3 separate regions of the Homo sapiens genome follow, and all the other regions are linked to region 1. The links are chromatin loops, found by intact Hi-C in ENCODE. Cell type or tissue: B cell. All regions are shown on one strand.

Evidence for each region. A loop is a pair of places that touch in the nucleus more often than their neighbours do. Peaks named below come from ENCODE experiments on the same cell type or tissue, not always from the same donor. Only the 100,000 strongest peaks of a DNase experiment are listed, where the experiment ranks them.
Region 2: a loop joins it to region 1, with 4 times the contacts of the local background. A loop is called at or near these places in 9 of 110 quality-filtered maps.
Region 3: it touches region 1 in a loop (6-fold over the local background); 10 of 110 quality-filtered maps call a loop at or near these places.

What each region holds. Positions count from the first base shown.
Region 1 is chr10:128,209,911-128,214,910 of GRCh38, forward strand. No RefSeq gene overlaps it. Among named protein-coding and RNA genes, the nearest start is that of LINC01163, 74 kb to the right of the region's middle. RefSeq lists an enhancer at 1-139 and silencers at 339-528, 619-778, 2,108-2,257. In B cell, CTCF peaks have their summits at 399 (motif pointing right), 603, 2,173 (motif pointing right), 2,385 and 1 weaker place; DNase peaks (open chromatin) are centred at 711, 861 and 2,211; H3K4me3 peaks cover 1,099 bases; H3K27ac peaks cover 736 bases.
Region 2 is chr10:128,147,301-128,152,300 of GRCh38, forward strand. No RefSeq gene overlaps it. Among named protein-coding and RNA genes, the nearest start is that of MKI67, 23 kb to the left of the region's middle. RefSeq lists a silencer at 2,700-3,139. In B cell, CTCF peaks have their summits at 2,914 (motif pointing left) and 3,122; DNase peaks (open chromatin) are centred at 31 and 2,871; H3K4me3 peaks cover 501 bases; H3K27ac peaks cover 317 bases; H3K27me3 peaks cover 478 bases.
Region 3 is chr10:128,062,389-128,067,388 of GRCh38, forward strand. It overlaps PTPRE (protein tyrosine phosphatase receptor type E), which reads left to right. Exons shown (of 21, transcript NM_006504.6): 10 at 695-792; 11 at 3,687-3,806. It overlaps AS-PTPRE (lncRNA antisense to PTPRE protein-coding gene), which reads right to left and starts at 37. Exons shown (of 3, transcript NR_136150.1): 1 at 1-37. RefSeq lists enhancers at 1-779, 111-160, 571-780, 1,120-1,718. In B cell, no CTCF peak of the experiment used is centred here; DNase peaks (open chromatin) are centred at 213, 833, 1,453, 2,573 and 1 weaker place; H3K4me3 peaks cover 2,937 bases; H3K27ac peaks cover 3,431 bases.

The DNA.
Region 1 (5,000 bases):
GGCCTGAAACTGCAGCCCGGCCCCAGGACCTTCCCTCAAAGGGAAGTGCCCACGAATATTGAGGAGGTGGGCTCTTTGCTTGCAGACCAGTTCATCATACCACAGGCTGCCTGAGAGTCTGCGGCCCTGTCCCGTGCTGCCTGCGGAAGCCCGCAGGGCCCGCGTGGGAGGAGAGCCTGGGCTTGGAAGCCCCGCCAGCGAGGGCATGCCCTGCACAGAGGAGGGAGTGTGGAAAAGCGAGAATGAAGCTGTTTTCCTTCCCAAATTAATATGGAACAAGGAGCAGCTTAATCACACTTTGGGTTCAGTGATGTCTCCAGTTGCCACAGTAATCAGAGGCGGCCTTTACAAATAGATTGCATTTGACCTTGTTGGTTTGATGGACGGGAGTGGAGTCCGGCCGCGGACGGCGTCCCTTCCAGGGCCGGCCGCCAGAGGGCGAGCGCGCCTTCCCGGGCGGGGCGGGGACGGGACGGGGACGGGGAGGGGACGGGACGGGGACGGGGAGGGGACGGGGACACGGACACGGGAGGCTTCCGCTCGCCCGCGGGTGGCGTCTCTGCTCCCACTAGAGCGGGCCAGGCCTCTGGGTTCCGTTTCTCAAGCACACAGGGAGGGTGGCCGCGGGCCAGGGGCGGCCGCGAGACTCCACGTCCACGTCCCGGGCAGTCCCTCCGGAGGTTGGGCCGCGCGGCCCGGGGAGCGGAGCGCTGCGCTTCTCTGCGAGCACCCCGGGGCCTTTAGGCGCCCCCGTTTCCTCGTCAGTGGGGGGCGCGGTGCCGCTTCTCCGCGGGCTAAACTGCTGAGGAAGGGGCGAGTTCCTGCGGCCCCTGCCTGTCCCGGCCACGCCCCACCTCCGCCCCGCCGCGTTGCGCGTTCCCGCGGGGCCCCGGGCACCCCTGGGGCCCCGGGGATCTCTGACGCCCCCTTCCCTCCAACCCCCGCTGCGATCCCACAGGTGGGGTGAACAGCGCCCCTGCTGTCCCACGGGGCGTCTTCGCGGGTGATGCCCACACTCTCAGCCTGAAGAGCAGGACCTGTCCGCGGGTGGGGCCCACCCCCAGGCTTCCGGTGCCCGCGCGGCCTCCAGGGCGCCTCCCCCGGGCGCATCCTCCGGGCCTGGCAGGGAGCGCAGCCTGGGAGTCAGGGGCGACTGGAGCCCACCTGCTCAGCGCCCACCGCGGCGGCCCTGCCCTTTCCCCCGGGAGCAGCAGGGACAGCCTTGGAGCAGCAGCTCCCGCAGGGGGAGGAATGGCGCAGTGGCCCGAGGCTCTGGAGCTGGCCCCCTGCTCGCCCGGGGCTACCTCGGGGAAGCGCAGAATTCGCACCTTTCTTCTCCAGCTCCACGCACCCCTCATGGAACCTTAGCGAGGCCCAGGGCAGGGGATGCTGCCAGGCCGCTGCCAGGCTCTGACGCGGTTGCGGATGCCTCGCCCGGTCTCTCCGGAGGTGGAGGAGTGGCACCCCTGGCTGTGCACTGCGGTGCACCGGTGTCTGCTCAGGGCATTCTCCACCTTGCCCTCCATCCCCTCAGGGTCAAGTGAGGAGGGAGACAAATATCCCACCTTCAGAAACAGCCCTGAGAAACGTTTATTTCCAGGGGACAGTGCGATTAGACCTCTCCCGGCGCGGTGTATTTCTGTGCTTAATATTATTATTTATACATCAATATTGACATCCAGCGTCCATTGATACGTGGCATGCGTAGGTGCTAAGAAGCGCCAGCTACATAGCATGCTTTATTTATGTGCGGTAAATATTTAAAGACTCCCATGTGTTTCGATTGGAAAGTGCGTATTACTGGACAATTTCGTTTCAAAGCTTTCTCTCTGATGTAAGGTTTATTAAGATGTATGAGGTGGCTGCGGTGGCCTGATTGAGAGCCCATGAAAGTCCTGAGAAATAAAATTCTGCTGCTGCGGCCCAGGGAGTCGGCCTTCCACAGTCCCGTTTAGGAGCCGGGGCTCTTCTCCGTTATTAAGACGTGGTAGTTTGCTCTGCATGAATTACCAGCTGTTTGGTATTGCCTGAGAGGGACGGGGTGGCTAGTTTGAAAAGTCAGTTTGCAGGTTTTCCACGATGGCAGAGGTGCCACCTGTGTCACCAGCCGGCGGGGCTGGGAGTTCATCTAGCCCGGGCTATGGACAAGGCCGTGTGCGTCCAGACGGGGCCGCCAGAGGGCGCGCGTCTGCGGCCGCGGGAGGCCCAGCGGGGCCTGAGAAGTGGGCGGAGCCAGCCCCGGCCGGAGGAGCTTCTTGCTTGCAGGTGTCAGCGGCAGCAATTTCAGGCAGGGTGGCCAGGCTGCTCCCCGAGGACAGCATCTTGGAGGAATTGCTTTCATTTCCTCCCAGCTAGTCCCTCTGCCCAGCACTTGCCGGCAGCTTCTTCCATGAGGGCGGAGTTCTGTCTGCAGCCCCAAGGGGCGTTCTTTGAGGCTGTAACTAGCATCCAGGGAGAGATGGCTCACATCAGTGGAGGGTGCGAGGTGGAATCAGGTCGCTCATGACAGAGGCTGCATTCAAGCCAGAGCCCCACTGCTTTGCTGTGGGTTGAATTGCATCTCCCCTCCCACCCCTCTAAAGATATGTCCGAGTCCTAAGCCAGCACCTCAGAACGGGACCTTGTTTTGAGCAGGTTGTTTGCAAATTTAATTAGTTACGATGAGGTCATACGGGAGTAGAGTGGGTCCCTGGGTCCTTAACCCAATGGCTGGTGCCCTGATAAAAAGACAGCCCTGCAAAGACACAGAGACACACAGGGAGAACGCTGTGTGACGGTGGAGGAAGAGACTGGAGTCGTGTGGCCACAAGACAGGGAGCTCCTGGTGCCACCAGGAGCTGGAAGAGGCAGGAAGCGTCCTCTCCTAGAGGCCTCAGAGGAAGCAAGGCCCTGCTGACGCCTTGGTTTTGGACTTCTATCTCCTAAGCTGTGAGACAATGAATTTCTGTTTTAAGCCACCCAGTTTGTGGGACTTAGTTATGGTGCCCCAGGAGACAGGCACAACAAACGGGGAAAGAAAACGCAGCCACTGCCTGAGAAGGAGGCTGTGTGTCGGCTGTGGAGACACCAGCGCAGCTTCCCAGGAATTGGTTAGATCTTGGCCTCCTTTCCGTGCAGTGGTGGAAATAAGAGGAATGGAAGGCTGCTGCCTTGGGAGTGACGGCTCTGGGATTGGCCCCACCGGGCGGTGGGTGGATGGGGCAGACTAGGAGCCCTTCCTGGGAGGGTCACAGAATGAGCTAGCCAGAGTGACCCTTCTCTCTATTCACGGTCTTCAGTGTTGTTTCCTCCAAGCAGGGACAGAGTTGTTCGGTTGGAGAGTGGGAAGACTTATTTCATTCTTTTAAAATTCAGCCTGGAATCTGGGAGCAAGGAAACTTACGCATTAATGCAGCATGTCAGGAGAGCTGCCAGAATGTGCAGCCCCACAGCTGATTTCCACAACTTATCTTGGCAAAAATACTTCCAACCTGTCCCAGGATTCTGTCATGGAATCCCTGCTATATGAAAGCACCTGAGGAGAAGGATGCAGGGCCCGGAACGCTTCCCATTGCCCAGAGGCTGGTGGTTCTACCTGTCCAGAGACTTGTCCCCACCCCACGTAACTCAACAGAGAGATGATCAGACTCGTGTCTTCCCTAGGGGTGGAGGCCGTTGGAACTGTGTTCATTCTGCTAGAAATGCGGGCGAGGCTGCGGTCACCCCTGCTAGGCAGAGCCTTGGCTCCATGCTCCATGAGGACCAAGGAAGAAGCTTCTCAGGCCCCTTCTTTCTCCACATTCCAGCAGATCTTCGCCCCCTGCAAACACCCCCCACCTCTTCTAGGAGCCTGCAGTGGGGACTGGCTGCCAATTTCTGATCGGATGCAGACTATTCACCACCAACCATCCCCCAGGCAGGGCAGGTTTGACATTCACTTGGAAGACAAAGCAAGGTAGTCAGGTGTGCTGCCCCTAGACCTCGAGGAGGGACGTGGACATTATCTCACTTTCCGCGGAGGGGGCAGCAGTGGAAGCCACTGTGGTGGAGGAGAGTGGCCACCTGCTGCCCAGGCCCCCACCTAAAATTGCAGTATAATTATGGACTTGCGGGTCTTTGTACAGTTCCCGGCTTCCGGTAAATATTAATGGGTTGCCTTTTATTCATTTAGCTAATGTTTTTGAAAGATGGCCTCAAACAAAAAGATCATATCTGTATGTTGTGCTTTAATTTATTTTCACCTTTTTTTCTCCTTTGGAGACCCCTAGTGTATCATCACTTTGTTTACCACAAATTAAACCGGGGCTGATTGTTTACCAGACTGTGGGCCTCTGTGCATTGCTCCACACTCTCCCTTTTTTTTTTAATAATCACAACCTGGGATTCATTTGCGAGAGGCCCTAATCTGCATGAGAATTATACAATTAACTTTTGATTAACCACCTAGTTCTTTTGGAAACCATGGTGTATAGGATACTCTGCATTTAAATAATTTTCCTTAAATTGGGAGCAGGCCTTTCATTAAGCTGGTGAATGCTGAGAAGATAGAGGCTGGTGGTTGACTAAACAACAACATTCGGAGATAATCAGGGTCAAAACAATAGGTAAGACGGCAGGGCCAGAATGTCATCTTTAAATATAACAGTGGAGATAAAGGCCCCCAGATTGCGCCTTATCAAAACACAAAAAATCAAAGCGCTCTCTTGTCTGTGGCAAAATGCGGAGGCCCCAGCGATGTGGGGGAGAGCATTGTCTGGCGGCCACCGAAGCAGGATTTGCATTCGGGGGTCTGCCTAACACACGTTACATCACGTAGGGCACTTATCTCTGAGCCTGACAATAATTATCGGGAAGAATATACTCAGAATGACTTTTTTGTGATTTTTATGCTTCCCCAACACAAGGAAGGGGAGATAACAGCATTAGGAGGAAGGGGAGAGTCTCGGAAGACTCTCCCAGGAGCTGGTTCTTCGATTAAATTTGCTCTGCCACTCCGGTGCCGCTGAACAAGTGGGAAGAAA
Region 2 (5,000 bases), 63 kb before region 1:
TAGTTCTCAATTCTCTCTTGCCTGCTGCCATGCAAGAGTGCCTTTTGCCTTCCGCCTTCTGCCATGATTGTGAGGCCTCCAGCCATGTGGAACTGAGTCCATTAAACCTCTTTTTCTTTATAAATTACTGAGTCTCGGGTATGTCTTTATCAACAGCGTGAAAATGCACCAAAGAACATGTCTTGTTAAAATAAGGGTGAAATAAAGGCACTTTCAGAGAAATAAAAACGGAACTCATTCCCATCACATCAGGGAAATGCCATTTAAACCCACAATTAGAAAAGTCACACCCACCTTGATGGCTCAGACAAAATAGATGGCAAAGAGCAAACGGGGAGGAGGTGGGGACAGTGGAACTCTCATACTTGGCTGGTGGGAACATTAATGGTAAAACTGTGCTGTGAAAACTCTGGGCAGTTTCTTACAAAGTTAAATAGACTTCTTCCCTATGATCCAGCAATTCCACTATGAGGAATTTGCTGAAGAGAAAACGAAGGCATGTTGCCACAAGAGACTTGGATAAGCAACTTTACTCACTACATCCAAAACTTGGGAACAATCCAAATAGCCATCAACAGGATATTTCCTAACAGAATAAATTACAATATAAATTGCATTATATTCAGATGGTGAAATACTACAAAGGAATGAACATACACATAATATTGGTATGTGCAACGCTGTGGATGAATCTCAAAAACATTATATGGGGTGAAAGAAATGTGGCAGATAAAACAATATATTGTTTAATTTTATTTATGTGAATTTCCAAAACAGCAAAAGTATTCTATGATAATGGAAACCAGATCAGCGGTTTCCTCTGGGCTGGGTTCATGGGGAGAGGGGAGGGAATTTTCAGAGGTAATAGAAACTTTCATATTTTGATTGATGTGTGGATCACACAGGTGGTTCACATTTGCCAAAACTCTCAGAACTCTACACTTAAGGTCTGTTCATTTTACTATGCATACATTTTTTACCTTAATTAAAGAAACTTTAAAAACCAACCGGGCCGGGCGCGGTGGCTCACGCCTGTAATCCCAGCACTTTGGGAGGCCGAGGCGGGTGGATCATGAGGTCAGGAGATCGAGACCATCCTGGCTAACAAGGTGAAACCCCGTCTCTACTAAAAATACAAAAAATTAGCCGGGCGCGGTGGCGGGCGCCTGTAGTCCCAGCTACTCGGGAGGCTGAGGCAGGAGAATGGCGTGAACCCGGGAAGCGGAGCTTGCAGTGAGCCGAGATTGCGCCACTGCAGTCCGCAGTACGGCCTGGGCGACAGAGCGAGACTCCGTCTCAAAAAAAAAAAAAAAAAAAAACAAACCAACCAGATACAATTCATGGGGCTTATTGGGACCTGAATTGGAAAAATCAACTGTTACAACTCTTAACTACACTTTTATGAAGCAGTTGGAGAAATTTGAACATTGAAATTTGATGGCATCCAGGAAATACTTTTTGGTGTGATGATTTTATTATTAGTGTGGCAATGGCATTGTTATATTAAAAAGAGTCTTTAACTGTTAGTGACACACCCTGGAATATTTATGGAGAAAGAGAGATGATTTCTCACATTTGCTCCAAAATAACCCCACAGGGGTGGGGTACAGTGTGGTTAAGTGTCCTGGGGGTGGGGATTAATAGGTGACACCTAGCTATGAACATCAATCTCTGAAGCTAGGTGATGGGTACACGGGGTTTGTGTATTTTCTTTTCTTTTTTTGAGATGGAGTCTCTCTCTGTGGCCCAGGCTGGAGTGCAGTGACGCGATCTCGGCTCACGGCAACCTCCGCCTCCTGGGTTCAAGGATTCTCCTGCCTCTGCCTCCCCAGTAGCTGTGATTGCAGGACCGTGCCACCACGCCCAGCTAATTTTTGTATTTTTAGTAGAGACAGGGTTTCACCATGTTGGCTGGTCTCGAACTTTCCACCTCAAGTAAACCGCCCGCCTCCGCCTTCCAAAGTGCTGAATTACAGGCATGAGCCACCACGCCCGGCCAGTTTGTGATTCTTTCTACTTCTGTGTATGGTTAAAATTTTGCACGAGAACAAGGTTTTACAATTAAGTGTTTCAGCCATGAAGAACATTAGGAAGTCAGTCGTGGCGGGCATGGGGTTCCGTGACAGGGGTGGAGCTGGCAGGGAGAGGTGCCAGGCCCTGGTGCCGGGGCGCGCCCTACGTCTGGGGACCCCGTCCTGGGGAGTTCCTGGGTCCCGACAGCTTCAAGGCCTCTGGCTCTGGGCGGCCTCAGCATTGTAGTGTCACCCGCCGCCGGCTTCCCGCACAGTCAGGACGACCCCGCGTCCGGTGACAGCCGTCCGACCCCTCTCAGAAAAGGAACTTCCCTTAACATTTAAAGTACATCAATTGCCAACATTTCAAACAAAAATCTAGCTTTCTGGCTTCTCTTGAAAGAGCAAAGGATCAGGTCACCTTCGCAGGCCCAGACTCCACCGTCAGCTGCCGCCGACGGAGCCCACAGAGGAGGCTCGGGCGCCCGCGCCCCCTGCGCAGCGGCCCCTCCGCAGCGGCCCCAGCCCGCGTCCCCGCAGCGCCCCTTCCGAAGCGCCCCCTCCGAAGCGCCCACAGCCCGCGTTCCCGCCCGCACCCCAGCCCGCGCCCCCTGCCCGGGTTCCCGCAGTGCCCCCTCCGCAGCGCCCCCTCCGCAGTGCCCCCAGCCCGCCTCCTCGCAGCGCCCCCCGCAGCGCCCCCCGCAGCGCCCCCAGCCCGCCCCACCTGCAGCGCCCCCAGCCTGTGTCCCCGGCCCGCGACACCAGCCGGCGCCCCGCAGCGCCCCCGCACGTCGGTCACAGGAGCGGAGCCCACGCGGCCCTGGAGCGCGGTGGCTGGGCCCGTAGCGCCACCTGGCGGCGGATCAGGGCCCCCGCGCCCTTGCGTCCTCGGAAGGGGGAGGGGAAGGGACTCCACCCTGCACCCCCCACAGCGCGCTCCCGAGGCCGTTTCCCAAGGATGCGCGGGCCCGAGGGGATGGGGACGCGGCCCGCGCGGCGCGTTCCTGGCTACCTGGAGTCTGGGAATGGCGAATCCCACTCGCAGCGGACACAGGCGAGGCGCAGCGGGACGGGATTGGTGGGAACGGAAACAGCGGTCACCTGGGAGCCCAGAACCAGCGAGTGCGCGGTGCAGCGTTCGCTTACCAAACGTTGTGGGACAAACGCCTTTCAACTGTTTCTGGACGCCAGTGGGCCGGCGTTACCCTGTTGAGCCATTCCTTTCTATTAGCTTACTATTGTTAGTATTGTTATTATTTGGAAACTTTAGCCTACAACGATATATTTATTAATTTGGAAACTTAAGACATATCTGCCCAATCAGCCACTCTGTGTTTTAGGCATTCATCTCTGGTCCGTTTGATCTCAGGCAGCGTGCTGAAAAGGATGAACCGGGCAGCTGGAGTTGTCCAGGGGCACGTAGCCTGCGGGGCGCACGGAGGGGCCTCGAGCGCGTGGCCCTGCGCGTCCCGGGGGGCGCCCGCTGTCCACAGCCGCCTAGGGAGCTCCGCCACCACCCCTCGGAGATGGAACTCCCATGACACAAATTTCCCTATATAGCAAACCTGTGCTTGTACCCCTGAACTTAAAAGTTCTCCCCCACCAAAACACAAAAAACTAAAAACTAAGGAACATTCCTTCCTAGACGTCTATAATCAGTATCATAAAGATCCCCTTGCTGGTGGTTACCCAACTAAGAGTTCATGGAGCAACAGTTTAACTTTTGTTTTCTTTTAAAATCAAAGCTGTACTTACACCTGATTTAAAAAACAAAATAGGTTTAGAAGGCTTGTTACAAATCACACACCCCCGTAACTCAGAGCAACCCTGTTCGGCCCACCTGCTGTTATTCCTTTCCCAGGAGGCAACTGCTTTGGATCCTTTTAGCTAACCAGCGGTGCAGCGACGGATTCTGTGTTGGTGCAGTCCTTCTTGCTGTCTCATGGTTGAGCACCCTTCCCACTGGGGAGATGATAAAGCACACCGGGTTCTTCCCTGTCACCGCCCGCAACCCCCACTCATGCCTTTCCTATCCATGCATGCTTCTCATGTACTTATATTGTGATTTTGACTACAACAGTGTACATTATTACAGCTATGTAAATGCTGTTTGAAGCTAAGCCATGTAGTAAATGATGGTTACCATTTACTTGATTGAACATTTATTTTTTTTTCCTGGAGTCAATTTTCTTTAATTTTTTTTTCCCGTTGCTCAGTTTTATGCATTCATCACAGAGTCATTTGTCTTGACCTTCCAGATGTCTACTTGAGGAAGCCTCTCCCAGAGCTTCTGACGGGGCATCCGGCCTGCACCCTTTACTTCCCAGAGCCTGTGCCTCATGGGGCCTGGCTTCTCCCGACCATTGCCCTGGGATTCTCTTCTCTTCCTGGTGCTTGACCCTAGAGGGCCTGCATTCCTGAGAAATGTTCTTCTTTCTTGGTTTGCTATTGAGCACCCCCACTGGCCATCTCCTAAGAAGCAGTGCATGGGAAGGAGTTTAAAGAACATGCGTGTCTGGGCCGGGTGCGGTGGCTCACGCCTGTAATCCCAGCACTTTGGGAGGCTGAGGCAGGCGGATCACCTGAGGTTGGGAGTTTGAGACCAGCCTGGCCAATATGGCGAGACCCTGTCTCTACTAAAAATACAAAAAATTAGCTGGTCATGGTAGTGGGCGCCTGTGATCCCAGCAACTCAGGAGGCTGAGGCAGGAGAATTGCTTGAACCTATTAGGTGGAGATTGCAGTGAGTCGAGATCACGCCATTATACTCCAGCCTGGGCAACAAGAGTGAAACTCCTCCTAAAAACAAACAAACAAACAAACAAACAAAAAACCTGCTTGTCGGAAAATGCTATTATTCTACTTTACACCTGCTCTGTTCTTGATTTTCCTTTAGAATTTCGGAGGCTTCAGTCCCTTGTTTTTTGGCTCCTGGTTTTGTTGTCAAGAGGCCTGAAGCCAGCCTGATCCCTGATCCCTGATCCTCAC
Region 3 (5,000 bases), 150 kb before region 1:
CAGCTGGAAACCTCAGGAAACCTGACGATCCTGGCTGAAGCAGATGAAAGCATGTGTTTCTCTCTTGCCAGCAGACACCCACAGGGAGCTAGCCCACGGCAGGACAGCAGCAGGGCCAGGGGCTTCCTTATCTCCCCGCCCATCCCCCTCAGCACGTAGCACTTAGCTCGGGACTGCAAAATAGCCGCAGCTCAGACAGGAAGTGGATAGGGGCAGAGGACTTTCTCCTAGTGACACTTTGTCTGTTGTTCACATCCCCCTCCCGAGGGACTTTAGCTCATATCGTATTGGACAGCACCATGCTGAGAGTAAGATTTTGACAAAGAGGAGGGGATTGGGAATGCAGGGTGAGGCTGGCCAGTCTCTGCCTCTCGCAAGGCTTTCACCAGCTCTCCCACACTTGGCTGTAGACCCAGCCCTCATCTGAACCCTGCTTCTTACCTGTGAACGTCATAACTCAACCTGGGCCCAATTATCTTGCCCACTGAGGAGTTCCTAGCTGGAGTGGGTGAGTGGCAGGACAGGCAGCCCCTACCGGTTCCGGAACGCTTCAGGGCATGACGTGTGTGTCCCCAACAAGCCTGAGAAGGGAGTGAACAGCTGTCCAGGGGCCAACGGCCAGGGTGCCGGGGCTGGGACCCCAAAGGGACTTCCCTTCATGCCTTTTGACTTCGAAATTGTCCTCTACACACAGGTCCCAAACAGGAAACGGTTAACGACTTCTGGAGAATGGTCTGGGAGCAAAAGTCTGCGACCATCGTCATGTTAACAAACTTGAAAGAAAGGAAAGAGGTGAGTTCCAGGCATCTGGCCCCGGTATCACTTCCTTTCAGCTGCTGCTGCCGGGCTGGGGATGTTCTTACCACTTCCTTTTCCTACTTCCCTCCCTTCCTCCCACTATCACTGCAGAAAAAAACCCAAACACATGCAGTGGCTTACAGCATTTTCTTCACGAAACAAATCCCCTGTGTCCCCAGCATCTCACTGTTATCTAATCTGTGATAACACAATGACACAAGAGTTTCCTTTTTTTCCCAAGTAAGAGTGGCCCCCGGCTGGCCCCATGGCTCTGCCTGCCTGATGAGAGACATGAATCTTAGAGTTTTAGGATGTTGAGCGTGTCATGCGGCAGAGCTCAGGCTAGAAATGAACATGATTTCGCGCTTATTATCCAGACTAGAGAAATGCTTTTGGAAAACGTTGGTATATTGAAGAAATGTTGATTTGTCATCCGAATATATTTAATTAGCTGTTTCTAATTCAAAAAAGGATGCATGTACGTTATAAGAATTTGAATCATTGACAAAGAAGAAAAGTTGAACTGATTCGTTTCCTAATGTAACAAGTACTCATTAGCATCTGCTGTGCTGGGCCAGCTCTGTCCCAGGTGCAAGGAGTAGGGGCTCAAATTCAGGGCTGAGAAGTGGTGGCTGTGGGGAGCCTGGGTGCGGGGGTGGGGTTGAGTGACAGGCAGGGAGCCATGCCATAGGCAGTGAGCTCACTCTCCAGAATGAAAGAAGAACTGGGAGCCTGAGGGACACTTACCACAGGTGGGGCGAAGTTAGGAGGCTGTGCTTCTGGCGTGTTCTGGCATGAAGGCCCGGTTCAGTGGGAGCCGTGTGTCCTGCCCGGCCCTGCTCAGGGCCTGCTGTGTCCTGAGCTCCTCAGTCATCTGCTGGCCTGGCCCCAGCAGTTCCCAGGCATTGTAGCGAGGACTGTGGGGAAGGGCTGCCATTTTTAGATGGGAGTACCAGGCCTTGGGGAGCTCAGCTGGGGCAGAAGATGGGTGGCAGGAGCCCACAGGAAGGGCAGGCTGGGAGGTGCTCTGGTCCCCGCAGTGCCAGCTTACTAATTGCCACCCAAAACACAGGAAGCAGCCTCCAGCCACCGTTTCTGGTCAGGAATAGGATGGAGGCTTTCATTCTGCTCTGGGGGGAGCTGAAACAGGACTGTGGAGGGCCACCCCTTTGCCCTTGCAAATCTTGCCCTTGTCATGCTTTGTCATGGGGAAGAGGGAAGAGTGACAGAGGGAAGTAGGGGATTCCCAGCCCAGGACTCTTCACTCTGCCTGCGCTGTAGCGGCCATGGAGGAGGACACCCACGCGAGGGAAAAGGAGGCTGACCCTTCATCAGGAGCCTCAGGGTCCCCCGTGACCCATGGCCCATAGGGACCAGTCTTCCTGGGGTTGGTGCTCCAAGCATGAGACCAGCACAGAAGCAGTGGGGCTCAAGGACGCCCTCACTTCCCTCTTTCAGTCATTCTGCTGAAAGTGTCACTGGCATTTTCTCTCCATCTTCCCCCACAACCTCCTACTGGATTTTTCCACTCCTGTGACTCAGTGCTGGGCTGCTGCCGCGTCCTCATTCTCACCAATTCAGATGAAATCATTTCTCAATAGAGTTCCCTTTTTCTTAATTGCTCACACTTCTGTTGTGGTTTCCTTGGCTTCCACATCCTGGGCTCTGCATTGCAAAACACAGCTGCCCTGGCATCTCATGATCGGGTGGGAGGGAGGCAGAGGGAGGGGGTATAAAACCAGCCACCAACACTGAGCCCTTGAGAGGCTGACACATGTTCTCAGTTCCTACTGGAGAGCCTTCAAGGTGAGAAGCTCAGGAGGGACCCCAGGGCTCCCCATAGGGCCAAGACTCACCCAAACCGGGACATGTAGGCATTTGCAATTCCCCTGGGCTGCATCAGAGATGGCCTGTGACCCACAGCCCCGCAGCCCCGCCCGGAGCCAGGTGTAAGGAGGGGGAAGTTGTCGGTAGCCGTCATAACACAATGATGCTGCTCTCTACTAAATACCAGATGCTGTTTGTTTCATAAGACTGTTAATCCTGGAGGCTTGACCACGAGCTGTGCTGCTCAGGGGCCATTCCCTGGATATACTCTCTGACTACTGGCAGGCTTGTTCCATTCCAGACATGTTTCTCTGGCAGATGAAGTAGATCTTTTCCCCCTTGAGGTGGGTCCTCATTCACTCGCGAAGTGATGGAGGACACCACCGGGCAGGTGCTGCGGGCGGTGCTGCAAAATGAAAGGGCTCCTGGAACGTGTATTTTGGGTCATTCTTGCTTCAGAGGTCGGGAAGGTAAAGAAATGGGCCTGTCTGTAGCAATGCACCCTCTTCTGCAGACTCCACGGCAGCCTCGTCCCTGCTAGAGAAAAATGAAGATCGTTAGACCAATCATAGGTTCATCACTCTTGAATGGCAGACTGGCAGTGGTGCAAATTAACTTTGTCCTTAGTGAACTGAGCAGGAAAAACACAAATTGCTGAATCCAGTGGGAAATGTCTGGGGGGAGCACCGTCCTTGCCCTCTAGCCTGAGGGTCACTTGGAGTTAGGTGCCCAGCTCTGAAGGCTACAGGCTCAGCATAACTGGTTGATGGTCAGTTAATAAAATGTATGGGATTCGTGAATGAATGAAGAAATGAGACATTGTTGCTGTCTACATCAGAAAGCCTTGGGGCATCCTAGTCATAGTTTCAAGGCTGCTGTTCACCAGTTACGCAGCCTCAGTTTCCCCATTCAAGAGGTCGACACACGTGAACTTGTTTCTCAGCTGTGGGAGCTGTGTGACTCCAGCTGGTGTGTGTGAGGCCTTCTGTAGTTGGGTGGGGGGATGTCATGATGCATTGCACCCACAGATCTATTTGCTTCTATTAAATTGTTCCGTGCAGGAAAAGTGCCATCAGTACTGGCCCGACCAAGGCTGCTGGACCTATGGAAACATCCGGGTGTGCGTGGAGGACTGCGTGGTTTTGGTCGACTACACCATCCGGAAGTTCTGCATACAGCCAGTAAGCATCTCTAGTTGCTGCCCTTCCAGAAAGATCATTTTCAGAGAGCATCATGCCCAGAGTTAACATCCTTCTGCATTTATGAAGTGCTTTGCTCCCAGCCCGGCACTGTCGCAGCCCTGGCTGAGAGGGTGCAGTGGCCAGGCTGTGATAGGCAGACATGCAAGAGGGCCAAGACACCAGAGGCCGGTGCACAAGGGTCTGCAGGCAGTGCTGGGGGCTCCTAATTCCTAGTGACTCCTCTGGGCCTCTCCAGGAGGAAGACCAGTCATTGGAGGGGCCTGGGGGTGAGGTCCTCCCTCAGTAGCACAGTGACATTTCACACACTGACTGGGAGGTGGGGTTTTTTTCTAACACTTTCCGAATTCTGTCTGAAACCTCCTCGTTATTTTCCACACTTGGGTTCTGCTAGTTCCACCACCCCAAAAGGTTTAAGAGAGAGATCAGTAAAAATATGTGTATGCAAAGCAGATGAAATCAAGATATAGAAGAAAGTTTAAAACCATAGAGAAAAGACAGAAGACCATTTTGTCAGGATTTAAAGATACAGTCATTGGCATAATTAGGTCACAAAATAAGTGTCTGAGGTTCCAAGAAGCCACAGCAAAAAAGGAAAAGGATGAGCTGATTATTCTTATCCTATCCCCTGCTGGCATCTCTCCCAGAAATGTGCACACAGGCGCACACAGGCACTCACATGCACACGCACACACATACTCCCACACACAGGCACACACATGCACACATGCACATACACCCACACACAGGCATACACATGCACACACACCCACACACAGGCACACACACGTACACCTACCCACACACAGGCACGCACATGCACATACTCCCACACACATGCATGCACATGCACACGTACACCCACACACAGGCACACACATGCACACACACGCACACAACCGTACAATGCATGCACGTTCACACACACATGTGCACACACACCCCACTCACATGCACACATGCACACATTCACACATGTGCACACACATACACCCACACACATTCACATGCACACACATGCACACACGCACACACATTCATGCACATGCATACATGTGCACACACACGCACCCACACACGCACAGATGCACACATGCACATTCACACATGTGCACACACATACATCCACACACATTCACACACGCACACGTGCACACATGCACACATTCACACATG